Regions from separate parts of the Homo sapiens genome. Here region 2 is linked to region 1. Evidence: read pairs that join two places in POLR2A ChIA-PET (ENCODE). Cell type or tissue: B cell. All regions are shown on one strand. Links, peaks and the distances in the headings refer to the core of each region. The heading gives the core; the rest is flanking DNA. Region 1 holds the start of TRS-GCT6-1 (tRNA-Ser (anticodon GCT) 6-1). Region 2 holds the start of LOC285819 (a long non-coding RNA gene).

Evidence for each region. ChIA-PET counts read pairs that join two places held together with the same protein. Peaks named below come from ENCODE experiments on the same cell type or tissue, not always from the same donor. Only the 100,000 strongest peaks of a DNase experiment are listed, where the experiment ranks them.
Region 2: POLR2A ChIA-PET joins it to region 1 with 8 read pairs; 4 of 35 experiments call an interaction of 5 or more read pairs at or near these places.

The regions. Positions count from the first base shown.
Region 1 is chr6:26,301,314-26,309,393 of GRCh38, forward strand. TRS-GCT6-1 (tRNA-Ser (anticodon GCT) 6-1) reads right to left here and starts at 4,260; the gene lies at 4,177-4,260. RefSeq lists an enhancer at 3,683-4,002 and a silencer at 4,083-4,272. In B cell, for the core only: no CTCF peak of the experiment used is centred there; DNase peaks (open chromatin) are centred at 3,928 and 4,158; H3K4me3 peaks cover 1,552 bases; H3K27ac peaks cover 1,514 bases.
Region 2 is chr6:26,481,855-26,489,934 of GRCh38, forward strand. It overlaps LOC285819 (a long non-coding RNA gene), which reads right to left and starts at 655. Exons shown (of 4, transcript NR_038992.1): 1 at 618-655. LOC107986583 (a long non-coding RNA gene) reads right to left here. Exons shown (of 4, transcript XR_001744057.3): 2 at 6,149-6,290; 3 at 5,863-5,932; 4 at 4,795-4,835. In B cell, for the core only: no CTCF peak of the experiment used is centred there; no DNase peak of the experiment used is centred there.

The sequences.
Region 1 (8,080 bases), core at 2,427-4,926:
AATATATGCACCCTTTGATGAATGTGTAAGCCTTTCTGCTTTGAGAGTGGGATTCAGAAAATAAATAAATAAATAACATGAAAAACATCTTTTGGAGCTGGATTAAAAAAAAGCAACTGGAAGAAAATAAATCAAGAAGAAAGATTTCTAGATGTGTATCACAAACACTGGGAGTTGGGTCCAGTTGCACAGGGGATTAAGAGATTCATGAATTTAATAGAGTAGCCCCCCTTATTTACAGGAGTTATGTTCCAAGACCCCAGTGGATGCCTGAAACCTTGGATAGTGCTGAACTCTATATACACCATGTTTTTTCCTATACATACACACATATGATAAAGTTTAATTTATAAATTAGGCATTTTAAGAGATTAACAACAATAACTAATAAAACAATTATAACAATCTACATACAGTAATAAAAGTTATATGAATGTGATCTCTCTGTCTCTCAAAATACTTTATTGTACATTACTCACCTATTTTCAGACCTCAGTTGACTATGGGTAACTGAAACCACACAAAGTGAAACCTCAGATAGAAAGGGGACTACTGTAAATGTTTATGGAGCACCTACCCTGTGCCTGCTTCTCTCCCCAGCCACTGTGCTAGGTACTGGGATTCTAGAATATAGGATCTAGCAATCTAGGAACACAGTAACAAAAGTACACAAAAACCCATGTCCTCAAGAGGTTTGGAGTTGAAGGAAGAGAGGAGGAGACAACACAGAAAACACAAAATGAATAAGTAGATTATATAAGTAAATTATACTTTATATTAGAAGAGATATATTCTGAAGGAGTTAAAAACTATGCCCCTCTGGCATAGTGACTATTTTGAGTTAAAGGCACTTGAAAAATAGCAGATGCAAGAATATCACTCTGACTCTCATTCTGTTTCTTAAAAGCAGAATATTAAATTCCTCTGTGAAATAAGTCCTCCCTAAACTAGAATGACAGTATCATTCATTCTAGTTTCTAAGGTAACTGAGGCTGAGGGAAATCTGTGTAAACAAATCTTGTTAAATGAGAATTTATCCTCTCAGCCACTTCTCTACCCAAGTAACTACCCAAGCCCAAGCCCCTTTGCCTTGTTACATTTACATAGTTTACCACTTTCTGTCTAATTCAGCATGTAAGTGTTCCACTCTCACTGCACTGTAGTATCTTCATTTTCCAATGAAGCCTCTTGTGCCACAGAAAACTATTAAATGAATTTGTATGGTCTTTTTGTATTAATCTGCCTTACATCAATTTAATTCTCAGGTTCAGCTGGAGAAATTGTAGTAAGAATAGAGGTAAAATTTTGCCTCCACTACAGTTCAAAAACATAAAGATTATATTATATATTTTTAAGACATAGGGTCTCACTTTGTCACCCAGGCTGGAATGCAGTGGTGTAATCATGGCTCACTGCAGCCTCAACCACCAATCCTCCTGCCTCAGCCTCCCAAGTAACTAGAACTACAGGTGTGTGCCACCACATCTAGCTGATTTATTTTTTGTAGAGACAGGGTCTCGCTATGTTGCTCAGGCTTATCTTGAACTCTTGGCCTCAAGCAATCCTCCTGCCTCAATTCCCAAAGTACTGGGTTACAGATGTGAGCCACCATGCCCAGCCAAAACCATAAAGATTTTTATTATGACTTGCAAGGAGCAAAGACTATGTGTTTCAGTCAGCTATTGCTCCATTAAAACACACACACACACACACACACACACACAAATGCTTAAAAACATACAATAAGCATCTGTGTGTGTCAGTTGAAGGTCAATAGTTCTAGGCCAAATTATATGAATGGCTGTACCTTAAGATGTAAGTACACTTCAGCTTACCTGCTTTGCGCTTCACAGTAGGAACTCTAGTTAGTTCAAAGCATGTTCTTTCTGGGGCCAAGGGTGAAAAGACAGCAGCTACCCAAGGGAAAATTTTTCTCATGAAGATGGCAGAGGTGCATATGGACACCCAACTATGCAGGCATATTCAAAGGCCCTAATTGACTCATGCCTGCTAACTACACATTGACCAAAGTCATTGTCATGCCCAAGGCCAAAGTCAAAGTGATATGGAAATATACCACATGTCTTTGGGAGGAATTGCAGAGTTGTTAGGCAAAGGGCTTAGATATGGAAAGAAATGAAGAATTTACCAAAACTTACAAATTAACCTATATCTTGAGGAAGAGAAAAACAGCCCCAGTAGCCAGAACATTAACAGCTAGGACTTGGAGTTGCTGGGAGCTGGCCTGGCTCTCACAGCAAAGCTCTGGTCAACTCCTATTGGATATAACCAATCTCAAAAAACACCAACAGGCAAGGACACTTTGTGGCCATTATGACTTGAGATAAAACAACACAATTCATAATCATGGTGAGTAAAAATAAAAAACAAGGACATCGTCAAATAACAAAAGTAACCAAACATCTCCTCCTTTCTGGCTAATATGTCTACTGCTTCTTTACCAGTTATAGTGAGAATCCTGCTTTATCCTCTTGGTTTGTTTGTTTGTTTGTTTTTGAGACAGAATCTCACTCTGTCACCCAGGCCAGAGTGCAGTGACACAATCGAGAGTCACTGCAACTTCCTTGATTCAAGCGATCTAGGCTCACCCACCTCCTAGGTTCAAGCAATTCTTGTGCCTCAGCCTCCTGAGTAGCTGGAATTACAGGCATGTGCCACCAAAACCCAGCTAATTTTTGTATTTTTAGTAGAGACGGAGTTTCACCATGCAGGCTCAAACCCTGACCTCATGTGTCTGCCCGCCTCTGCCTCCCAAAGTGCTGGGATTACAGGCATGAGCCACCACACCCAGCCTATTCTCTCACTTTCTAGATAAAAATTATTAGGATATACAATCACAAAATTACGGTCAGCTAATGGTTCACCATGGCATTTTGTCTCCCTCTTTGCAACAAACCAACAAATCCAATTTTGCTTGTCTACAGGTGTGTCTCTGGTGGTCTTTGTCAGGAATTTACCAACAGTCTTGAATTCTGAAACATTAAACATCACAGACATAGAGGCAGCTAACTTTTATGTAACACCTCCCCTTTGTCCACCACTAAACCAGATTAAGGGGAGATGTGTTAAACGTGGAAGACAACAGAGCCTCTGATAAACCACATGAATAAAAAAAAAAAAAGAAAGATTTTTTTTTAAGTTGAAAAGTTTTGCATGGCATAAGCATAACCAATTTTTCATGTTTTTTGTTTAGATATGGGATGTTTAGATATGGGCCAAATGGCAGTTTCAAATATTTATTTAGCAAGTTTAGCAGTCTTTTTTGTGTGTGATTTTTATATAACATAAATTTTAATGGTCCTGTGGGCTTCATTATTTAGGAATGACATAGCATATGTAACCAATTCCTTTTTTCTTTCTTTCTCTCTCTCTCTTTTGTTTTTGTTTTTGTTTTTGTTTTTGTTTTAATGCGGGGAGGTTGGGGTTGTGGGGGGGTGGCGGTCTTGATATATTGCTCAGGTTGGTCTCGAACTCCTGGACTCAAGTGATCCTCCAGTCTCAACCTTCCAAAGTGCAAGGATTGCAGGCGTGTGCCACTGCGCCAGGCCCAATTCCTTATGATTACACATTCATGATGAAAACTGCCGAAACAGCGAAACCAAAACTAAGAAGGAAGTGAGGACAGTGATGGTTCTTAACCCGGGAGACCCAAGGCACTTGCAAAACGACCACTAGACTCCACCCCTCTAAAGATTTCGATTTAACTGGTTCTAGGGGAGAGGAGGAGACACGAGCATTTTGAGAAATCTCCCCAGTTATGTATAATTAACAACCACCGGATCACAGCTAGATAAGGAGAAATGCTAGGCGCTACTCAGGGGGTTAAGCAAAAAATCAGAGGGTCGGAAATCAGTTTTCAACTACAAGAGTCTTGCGGATCTGGAGCAGCGGTGGATACACCTCTGCCTGCGCGGAGGGAGCGGAGCTAAAATACTGTAATTTTTCGGACCTTTATAAAATAGAATCAGTAATCATGTTACCAACAGAAGGTTGTTAGTGCCAGCACACGTTAGTGTGCTAATACATACTGAAGAATACCTCTCTTAAAGGGAGCTAAAAACACCTAATTCTCAGTGAGCAAACGGGGAGGTATAGCAGACGATACCTTACTGAGGGGAAACCTTTAAAAAAGCCCAGTTAGCAGGGAAAGCCGAGCGACGAGGATGGGATTCGAACCCACGCGTGCAGAGCACAATGGATTAGCAGTCCATCGCCTTAACCACTCGGCCAGGCCTCTCCTGATATGTGTAATGTTTCTCTTCTCAACAGTTTCATTTGGCAATTCCTATTCTTTTGTTAAATGTTTTCAGTGACGGAAATAATGGATAAATGGCCCTCTTACTCTCATAAAGGAAGAAAAACTAAAGAGGAGACTGGGAGGGAGGAATAGACCCTAATAAAGATGACAAAGTACACTTTCTAAGGGAAAAATAAGAGAAATTAAAAAGGAAAAACGAATTAGTGACTGCTCCTGTTTTTTAAATCAAATTGGATTTTGTCTTTTTTCTTAGGTCATGTATATGAACACCATCATTAAACCAGGTATGTCTGTTGTTGCATTCCTGGACACTCCCTGGTAGGATTCCCAGAGGGATGCCTGCCATATGATGGCACTAACGCATCTGAGAAATAACCATTGTCTCTCCTAGAAGCCCAAGTGGGTGACTGGTAAAGTGTTGAAGTGATGGGTTACAGTCAAATTGTGATTGGTTCTGAGTGTCAGACCCTAGAGTTTGGACTGTATCTTAAAGAATCGTGGGGCCATCTGAGGGATTTTTGTTTTGTTTTTGCTTATTTTGCACAAAGAAATGTGATGAAAATGATACTTAGTGTTGTCATTTTTATTATCTGTTTGTATTTCATTTAAATTCTAAATTAAAAAAATAAATTTATTTTTATAGAGACAGGGTCTCACTATGTCACTCTGTTGCACAGGCTAGCCTCAAACTCCTAGGCTCAAGCAATCCACCCACCTTGGTTTACCCAAAGTACTGGGATTACAGGCATGAGCCACCATGTCCAACCTTTCTTTGGTTGTTTCTGACTCATTTCATCACAATCAGAGAAGTCAGTCTGATGCTAATGTTCTGTGAAATTAGGCAAAACAGAAGAACCCCATGACTTAGCAGTGACTGCCTGGCCGATTCCTGACAATATGCAGGCCTAGTGAATACGGTCAGACCAGTTCCTGGATACCAGGGGCTGTTTTCTCACCTATACCCAATAAAATTACAAAAACAATAATATTGTGTATGTGTGTGTTTTGACATGATGTAGCATTAAAAAAATAAGGCCGGGCACAGTGGCTCACACCTGTAATCCCAGCACTTTGGGAGGCCAAGGCTGGAGGATCGCTTAGGCAACATGACGAAACCCCGACTCCACAAAATATACAAAAAATTAACCGAGTGTGGTGGCTGGTGCCTGTAGTCCCAGCTACTTGGAAGGCTGTGTTGAGAGGATCAGCTGAGCCTGGGAGGGCGAGGCTGCATCAAGCCATAATCACACTACTGCACTCCAGCCTGGGTAACAGAGTGACAGAGTAAGACCCTGTCTCAAAAGCAAAGCAAAGCAAAGCAAAGCAATTAAGAATATGATCAAGATTCAAACTGTATCCCCTAGGGAGTTACCAAGGAATTACCTAACAAATATCAGACATATTAGGTATCAAATCACCATCAAAACATAGCAGGCCAGGAAATGTACGAATTTTCATTTTTTTAAAGCTTCAGTTAGCAACAAATTCTAAAGTGTTCTGAAAAGAAAAACTATTGCTTGGTCTTGATTGTGTTTGGATTAGAAATTATAAAGCATGATAAACAAACCTGGACCTGAAGGGTTCATTAGTTCTTTGATTCATTCAATGTTTTGATGAATATTTATTGAGCATTGCGTATGTTCCAGGCATTGTTCTAAGAACAAATGTATATGCCACACACAAAATTCCCTGCCCTGGTGAAACCTAATTATGTAGAAATAAGCAATAAACAACTTATAAAGCAAAATATAGGCCAAGCACAGTGGCTCACACCTATAATCATAGCACTTTGGAAAGCCAAGGCAGGCAGATTCCTTGAACTCAGGAGTTTGAGACCAGCCTAGGCAACATGGTGAAACCTCATCTCTACAAAAAATACCAAAATTAGCTGGGCGTGGCGGTGCACATCTGTAGTCCCAGCTACTCAGGAGGCTGAGGAGGGAGGATCGCTTGAACCCAGGAGGTCGAAGTTCAGTGAGCCAAGATTGCACCACTGCACTCCAGCCTGGATGGCAAAGTGAGACCTTGTCTCACCAAAAAAAAAAAAGCAAAATACACAGTATGTCAGAGGATGGTATATGCATAGGAGTGGTGGCAAGTTAAATAGGGTGGTCAGGGGAAAATTAGCTCAGTGGTTTTCCATGCTGCACATTTGAATCCATAGGGAACTTTTGAGAAGGATTCATGTCAGGGCATTATCCCTATAGATTCTAATTCACTTGTTCAGTCATGATATTAAAAGAGAGTAGCAGTCAAGCTCTTCAATACTGGCTTGATCATAAAGGAAGATACACAATGGAAAACTAGTTTTAAAAAGGTGAGGCAAGAGATAATTTTCCCAATCCAAAAGGTACCAGGAATTGCTCCCAATACAGCACTTCCTGACCAAGCAAAAGAAGGTGTCTGCAAAATATCAGTCATAGCATTAGACCAGCTCCAATTAGGGCTTATTCTGCCCTGAGGTCTTTACAGTGTTTAACAGTGTGGTGGCCACACTTCCTGTGTAAACTCCTCCCTTTGAATGTTGGCTGGATCTAGTGACCTGCTCCTAACCTACAGAATATAAAAAATGTGATAGGATATTACTTTCATGATATCTCATGTGAGATATGTGTCTGTTGTTTTAAGCTGCCAATTTGGGTGCAATTTGTTATACAACAGATAACTAATACATGCAGGAAGGCCTGATCAGCCAGAGAGCAGTGGATCCTATGGCTGAAAGGGAGTATAGTTGAGAATGTAAAAATACAAGACATCATTGCCATAAATTTGCCAAGTCTGAGTTCAGATGCTAATCATTACATCATAGACCCTTTCCATAAGATTCTCCTATTGAAAGACTTGTGTATAAGCTTGGTGTAAATCTATACATTATCTTTTTTAAAAAAGCCATGACCAATAGATTAAATCTAAAGAGCATTAACAAATGCCTGCTATTTATTAATAAAGGGTATGGTAGGCTAAATAATGACCCCCAAAATAGGTCCACAACCAATCACCAGAACCTGTGAATAAGTTACCTTATGTTACCTTAAGTGGTCAAAGGAATTTTGCAGATGGGATTTCATTGAAGATTTTGAGATGGGGAGATTATCTTGGATTATCTAAGTGGGTCCAATGTAATCAAGAGGGTCCTATAAAAGGAAGGCAGGAGGTTCAGAGTCAGGAAAAGAAAATGTGACTACAGAAGCAAGAAGTGATGCAAGGAAGGGGCCACTAGAAGCTGAAAACGCCAGGAAAATGAATTATCTCATGATGTCTCCAGAAGATACACAGCCCTGCTAATACTTTTATTGTAGACTTCTGATATCCAAAACTGCAAAAAAACATTTAATTCACGTTGTCTTAGCCAGGGATGGTGGTGTGCACCTGCAGTCCTAGCTACTTGGGAGGCTGACAGGGAACGATTACTTGAACCCAGGAGTTTGAGGCTGCAATGAGCTATGATTGTGCCACTACAGTCCAGCCTGAGTGATAGTGTAAGACCCTATTTTAAAAAATAAATAGGCCGGATGCGGTGGCTCACGCCTGTAACCCCAGCACTTTGGGAGGTTGAGGCGGTCAGATCAAGGTCAGGAGGTCGAGACAAGCCTGGCCAACATAGTGAAACCCCGTCCCTACTAAAAGTACAAAAAATTAGCCGGGCTTTGTGGCGGGTGCCTGTAATCCCAGCTACTCAGGAGGCTGAGGCAGGAGAATGTCTTGAACCCGGGAGGTGGAGGTTGCAGTGAGATGAGATTGTGCCATTGCACTCCAGCCTGGGCGACAGAGCAAGACTCTGTCTCAAAAACAAATAAATAA
Region 2 (8,080 bases), core at 1,878-4,377, 180 kb after region 1:
TCCCGAGTAGCCACCACTCCTGCCTAATTTTTATATTTTTAGTAGAGATGGAGTTTCACCATATTGGTCAAGCTGGTCTCAAACTCCTGACCTCAGGTGATCCACCCATCTCTGCCTCCCAAAGTGCTGAGATTACAGGTGTGAGCCACCGCACCTGGCCAAGACAATGTTTATAATGATACTAAAATGTTATTTGTGGCTGGGCATGGTGGCTCATGCCTGTAATCCCAACGCTTTGGGAGACCAAGGCAGGCAGATCACTTGATGCCAGAAGTTTGAGACCTGCCTGGGCAACATGGTGAAACCCTGATCTCTACAAAAAATACATAAAATTATCTGGGCATGGTGGTGAGTTCCTGTAGTCCCAGCTACTCAGGAGGCTGATGTGGGAGGATCACCTGAGCCTCGGAAGTCGAGGATGCAGTGAGCCATGATCACGCCTCTACACTCCAGCTTGGGTGACAGAGTGAGAACTCTGTTTCAAAAAAAAAAGAAGCGAGAGGATCACTTGAGCCCAGGAATTCAAGACCAGCCTGGACAACATAGTGAGACCCCCATCTCTATTTTTAAAAATAAATAAATAAATTTTTTTTAAGTTATTTGCCTCTTTTACTCACATACTCTCACATGTGTGCATTGGAGTTTTCCAGATGTTGAAGACATGATGACATCATCCCTCTGACACCTATTGGAATGTATGTCACAATGTGTATTATTGTGTTTAAAATGCTGTGTTTTAAGGGCCGGGCATGGTGGCTCACACCTGTAATCCCAGCACTCAGGGAGGCCGAGGCAAGCCGATCACTTGAGCCCAGGAGTCAGACCTGGCCAACATGGTGAAACCTTGTCTCTATGAAAAATAAAAAAATTAGCCAGACATGGTGGTGCATGCCTGTAATCCCAGCTACTAGGAAACTGAGGCAGGAGAATCACTTGAATTTGGGAGGCGGAGGTTGCAGTGAGCCGAGATTGTACCACTACACTCCAGCCAGGGCAACAGAGCGAGACTCTCATTTAAAAAAAAAAAAAAAACCTGTTTTATTTATTTATTTGAGACAGGGTCTCAATCATTCGCCTAGGCTGGAGAGTAGTGGTGCCATCTAGACTCACTGCAACCTTCACCTCCCAGGCTCAAGTGATGTTCCTGCCTCAGCCTCCCACGTAGCTGAAATTACAGGTGCATGCCACCACACATAGCTAATTTTTGTATTTTTTTGTAGAGACAAGGTCTCACTATGTTGCCCAGGCTTGTCTCGAACTCCTGAGCTCAAGCGATCCACCCACCTTGGCCTCCCAACGTGCTGGAGTTACAGATGTGCACCACCACACCCAGCCCAGTTTTAATTTTTAAATGCTAAGTGTTGATAGATATAACTCACATAAATAAAAACTCTCTGGGATTCTCAATTATTTTCAAGAGTATAAGAAGGTCATGAGACCAAAACATCTGAGAATTGCTGCTCTAAGATAACCAAATCTACCCTGGGAGGAAAAGGCTGAGGTTTTAAAGCACAAGTTATTTTCAAATTATATTTTTAGACATTAAACACGTGTGCATGCACGCACACACACACGTAGAGAAGTCAGTGAGAATGGTTAAGTGAGGACTTCTGAAAATCCCTCCCTCCATAAAAGCAGTAAACACTGGCAAAGATTGGCAGAAAAGGCCAGGTGCAGTGGGTCACGCCTGTAATCCCCTGCACTCTGGGAGGCCAAGGCGGGCGAATCAACTGAGGTTGGGATTTCGAGACCAGCCTGACCAACATGGAGAAACCCCATCTCTACTAAAAATACAAAATTAGCCAGGCATTGTGGTGCATGCCTGTAATCCCAGCCACTCAGGAGGCTGAGGCAGGAGAATCTCTTGAACCCAGGAGGCAGAAGTTGCAGTGAGCCAAGATCGTGCCCTTGCACTCTAGCCTGGGCAACAAGAGTGAAACTCCATCTCAAAAAAAAAAAAAATTGCCAGAATCAACTTTCTCAGAACTCTGTAAATTAACCTAAGGCTTGCAGCAATCAGAGTGAATTTTATTCAAGAAAAATGGCTGAACCTCAGTAAGAACAGTACGTTTTATAGGCATTTTAACATGTCCTATTACACTACCACCACCCCACCACAGCTCTGCAGTAGCCTAGAAACCACCCCACAATCACAGTGAAAAACAGCGCCTGACAGTCACTGGAGGGAATAGAAAGGGGTTGGGGCTCCTTCAAAACCCCATTCCTAGAGAATTGTCATTACTAGACATGCCTGGTTGTTCCTTGTGTAGGGGAGGGAAAAATCTGCTTCTCTTTACCCCTCTAGGTTATTTGGCTAGGCTATTAATTAAATTTATCTAAAACAGATTAATAGGAGAAAAACCATTTTAATTACATGCATATGTACAGGAGTCCCTCAAATCTCAAAATATGAGACTCAAAGAAGGGCCGGATGATTGAAGTTAATATAGCATCCTGAGCTACAGAAAGGAGGAAGTCAGGGCTTCTGGGAAACGATGGAGACAAATTATGGGATGGTGAGAGAAGAAAATGTATGGTGAGTAAAGGTTACCTTGTTACAGATAAAAGTTCCCCAAGTGGTAAAACTTGTCTCAAAGCAGTTCTCTTCCTGGTATAAATACCTCTACTAGTAAAAATTTCTTTTATAGATGTAAATTTTTCTTTACAAAAGGGGTGTTTTATAATTCATTTCAGACAGTTGAGGGGAAGGCAAGGAGATTTTTCTATGTTGGCTGGTCTTTAATTTCTTTTAGCTCAAAAAGATCAGTATGCCAGGGTGGCATATTTTGAGATGGCATATTCTGGTCTCCTGCACTCATATTTTTGGATGGTGTGTCCTGAAACTCAGCACCCAGAAGACGTCACTTGCAAGCTTTGTCCTTATTTGATCTGACGCAAAGCTCACCAAGTGTGAACAGGGTTTTCTCTGGGAGCATTTGTTGACAATAACCAGTGACAATTGTTTAACATCACAGCTGTCTGAGATGGTGGGTAATCATTGGAGCAAACAATAACTAAAAAGCTTAATAGGAAAGGCTGAGGAGTGAAATATATACAGAGGGCTTTGAAAATCTCTGACGTATTTCTTGGATTCTAGAAGTCCACACATATACATAGGGTTGTGCACATGCCCAGGGCTGTGTGTGTGCTCTGGAAAGACCTGAGAAGGCCCTAAGTTCTCACTCTAGCTGATCTTGAGGCTCTGTGTGGCCTCATCCTTCACAGGATGGGGACCCACTGCCACCACCACCAAATTCCTGGTCTCAGAGTCATGTAGAGAGGGCCTGGCCATCTTGACTACCACAGCACAGCACACTCTACCCCATGCCTGGTGGTAAATGAGCTCTTCCCTCTGGTCACATAAAAGGACCTCTTCCAGTTGCCCCATTGACACCCATTTTAGGCCCCAAACCCACCTCTCTTCCCGATTAAACTGTTGCCTTAGTAGCTCATTAGCTTATAACCATAGGGCGAAGTCCCGTCTCAGGGAAACTATTGCTGCCACAGGGTTGTCAACCAAGGAGAAAAGTGTGAGAAAATGACATGTTGTAAACCACTTGCTTTAACATCAGGGTGGCACATTCAACCTAATGCTTGATTGACACTGTACGCTTGGACTTACAGTCCTCTCTCTATATATATGGGGGGGGGGTGGGGGGAGAGAGAGAGAGACAGAGAGAGAACTACGGGGCCTCCTAAGGAGAAGAGGAAACCACAAATGAAGGTCAGAGACAGAAGTGGATAGAAAGCTGGGAGAGGGAAACAGCTGTGAGCCTGATTAAATCCCACCATGACAGCTATGAGGCCCAGGAGTTGACAGCCCATTTCCACCCAACCTCAAAGATTTCCAGTCCACGCTGGAAATCTCCAGGCCTAGAACTGGGATGAAGGAATATTGTACTCTAAGTTTCCAGGAGAACAAACTCATGATAAGCTGACTTGGTTCAGGTGATCCTAGAATAACTAAGGCTGTAGGCATGGTTACCCATGACCTGAGTTTGAGCTTACTGGCAAGCAAGTAAGTAGTGAACCCGGGCTATCATTAGGTTCATCCTCAGTAGCTGGAGGGGACTAAAAGTGAGCCGGGCATCTAAAGTGATGGCTTCAAGGGTAGTGTTTTGGATTCAAACCAATTCAATAATGCATTTTTGTAATAATGACCTGGAAAAAAAATGTTTTAAAAAAATAAACTTATCAATGTTGGTCAAAACCATCATTAATGCAGTAGTCAGATCTGGAAATATTTAATAGGAAAGTATAAAAACCGGTCTTTTATGGCTGCAGCTCTAGAGGAGTTGTATGCTTTTTTCATTTATTTCTGGTATTGCTGATACTCTTTGAACAGTTTTGTTTAAAGAAAGGGTACAACACTAAGTTTCAGGAAGAGAGAAATTCAGCCGTGGTCTCGCTGGTTGTATTTTTAAAAAGTCATTTTATTAGACCATTTTCACATTGCTATAAAGAACTATTTGAGACTGGGTAATTTATAAATAAAAGAGATTTAATTGACTCACAGTTCTGCATGGCTGTGAGGCCTCGGGAAACTTACAGTTGTGGCAAAAGGTGAAGGAAAAGCAAGCACCTTCTTCACAAGGCAGCAGGAGAGAGAGAGGGAGGGGTGAGAGGGAAAGTGTCACACTTTTAAACCATCAGATCTCGTAAGAACTCATTCACTATCACGAGAACAGCATGGTGGAAACTGCCCCCATGATCCAATCACCTCCCGTCACGTCCCTTCTTCAACACATGGGGATTAAAATTAAAGATGAGATTTGAGTGGGGACACAGATCCAAACCATATCAGTCTTATCTTCATGGTGTCTCTGTTTCTTCATCTGTACAAAGAGAGTTAAACCTGAGGACTTTTTAAAATGAATTTGTGTGTGCATGTGTGTTTAAGTTATAGAATGTTTCTATTCACTCTTTTAGAGTTCTCATGACAACCCTGTGAGACAGTTTATTTATTTTATTTTATTTTATTTTTTTCTTTGAGACAGAGTCTCGTTCTTGCCCAGGCTTGAGTGCTGTGGTACAATCATGGTTCATTGCAGCCTCAACTTCCTGGGCTCAAGCAATCCTCCCACCTCAGCCTCCTGAGTAGTTGGGGTGGGAAGCGCATGCCACCGCACCTAGCTAATTTTTTATTTTTTTGTGGAAACAGGGTCTCACTATGTTGCCCAGGCTGAGATAGAGATTATTAAGTCCATATTGTGGTTGATAAAACTGAGGTCTGGAAAATTTAAGTCTTTTCGTTTCTGAATATTTCCAGATAAAATAAAAAAGAAACTGTTTTGTTTTTTCTTTTCTAAATCCTACTCATCTATATCAATTAGCTATTGTTGCTTAGTAAACCATTCAAAAACTCAGTGGCTTTAAAAAGCAAGCATATCTATTGCTTACATTTCTACAAGATGACTTGGGTTTGGCTAATCTAAGTTAAGTTCAGATAGGGTGCTCTACTTCTCACCTGCCAGTTTATGTGTCAACTGGAATACCTCTGCTCTATGAATCTACCAACCTCCTGGGACCAGTAAGCAAGCCAAGGTATCTACTTCTCATGCTGCCAGCAGAGACAGAAGAGGATGAGAAGTGACAGTCGTGAGGCTTTTAAGTCCTATGATTAGAACTGGCACACTATCATTCTCACCCACATGCTACTGGCCAAAAAAGTCATATGGGCAAGCCTAGAGTCAAGAGGTAGGACATATATTTCACCCATGAAGAAGCATTGCAAAGGTTTCAGGGATGGCCAATAAGTCCTTCAACCACAACCTATCTCTAGGCCATAATTATTCATGTCTCTCACACATACAAAAATATCAATACATTCAATCCCAATCACGGGACCTTCAAAAGTCTTACCCATCCTGTCATCATTCTTAAAGTCCAGCACCTCATGTTCTACCTGAGGCTTGATCCAGCTCCTCTTGATCTGGAGACCAATGAACAAAAAAAGGGTAAGTCCATCCACCATCAGCATAGATCCCTGCATTACACACACACACCCAATGTACAATGGTGGAATAGAGGCAGAATTACCACATTAACTTCCGTTTGAGAGAGAATTATTGGAGACCCATAGCTGTCACAGTTCCACAGCAATTATGAAATGAAATCCCACTGGGCAAATGTTGCCATTCTTCCTTACTTTGTGATAGAGTCTGTTCCTTGATTAGGCTGTGGTTCTGTTCACTGGGAGTGGCTCTGGTGTCCTTGTCCTCCACAGCTCTTGGTTCCACCCTTTGGGAGAGTCTTCATTTTCCATCCTCCTCAGCCCCTTCTGAAGAGAACTTTAGAGAATAAACCATTTTGGTCTGCTGAGTAACTTTCTCGGCCAGCTTCATGGCATTCAAAATTGGGAGTCCAAACAATCTCAGTCTCTTCTAATGTAGGCTGACTTTGTCAATACAGTTTTCTCAAGGCTTTGTGAGTTTTCTTTGTATTTGATTTGAGTTCACTCGCATGTCAAAAGCAACACCCAAATTATTTTAGAGAAATACCTCTTTCTCTAAATCTTATTTGGGGTACAGCAAGCTGTTATGGGTCCACACCCTTTAAGCTACCCAGAAACCCTCTTGTACATTACCTTATTCCTTTCAAGGGATTTGAAAAGTATTTTGGTCTACACTGGGCTGTAATAATAACAGTAATAATAATAATAAAGAAGTATGTTACAGCCACACCCATCATTTGATCTTAAGCCAGAAGCCATATCTTACATGGCAGTCCCTGAATTTCATCTTTGCTCCCAGAGTATGTCAACTGCTGGCTGGAGATCTACTGTCTCATCTACACTCATAGATGAAAAACAGTTTTATTTTTCAACCCAGAAGCTCAAAGTTCTTTATCTTCTAAATTCTACTTAAAAGCTTGCCTGGGCCGTGCCCAGTGGCTCACACCTATAATCCTAGTACCTTGGGAGGGCGAGGAGGGTGGATTGCTTGAGGCCAAGAGTTCAAGACCAGCCTGGGCAACATGGCAAAACCCTGTCTCTACTAAAAATACAAAAATTAGCCGGGTGTGGTGGTGCATCCCTGTAGTCCCGGCTACTAGGGAGGCTGAGGCACAAGAATCACTTGAGCCTGGGAGGCAGAGGTTGCAGTGAGCGAGATCGATATTGCACCAGTGCACTCCAGCCTGGGTGACAGGGCAAGACCCTGTCTCAAAAAAAACAAAACTTGCCCATTCTTTCCTGAGCCCACCTCTTTCCTGCAGTATCTTGTATGCAACTAAAAGCAATTAACTCACATATCCAACATTTTGCCTGGAAATTTCTTTGCCTAAATCCAAAAGTTCATTAGATGACATTTTATATCTCTCAAGTTCTACAGGCAACAGTTTGAATAAATATTTGGTAAATACATAACACAGGTCGCCATTTCTTCTAGCCTTCTCTGAGGGAAAAAAGCAGGTTTTCTCTCCCTCTACTCACACACTCAAACACAGAACACTTTTGTGATCAGACATATGGGGTTGGCCTCTGCTAACCACAAGGCAATTATCCAGTGGACACCAATTGGGTATCTTATAATTCTATTCTGACACCATCTACCTGGAGATAGTGACAGATCTCACAAGTTGGGGGCTGGGTCCAATAAGACTGCACCCACTTCAGATGCCATTCTAAAATCTGCGCCACCCATTCTTCTGACCCAACAGCTACAAACCAGGGTTTCCACGACCTCTTTTTAGCAGGGAGGTTCATTAATTTGCTAGGATGACTCAAAACTCAGAGAAATGCTTACTTACATTTACTTGTTTATTCACTTATTTTTATTTATTTATTTTTTTTTGCTAAACATCTCCTTGCAGACATTTACTGGGTTATTGTAAAGAATATTACAAAAGATAAGCTCCACAGCCAGATGAAGAGATGGACAGGACAAGGTATGTGTGTGGATGGGAGGGCGACACGGAGTGTCCATGCCCTTTCTGGGCATACCATTCTCTAAGCACCTCCATGTGCTAAACAATCTGGAAGCTCACAGAGAGCTGTAGTTGTATAGTTATTGTCAGGCCTCTGAGCCCAAGCTAAGCCATCATATCCCCTGTGACCTGCACGTATACATCCAGATGACCT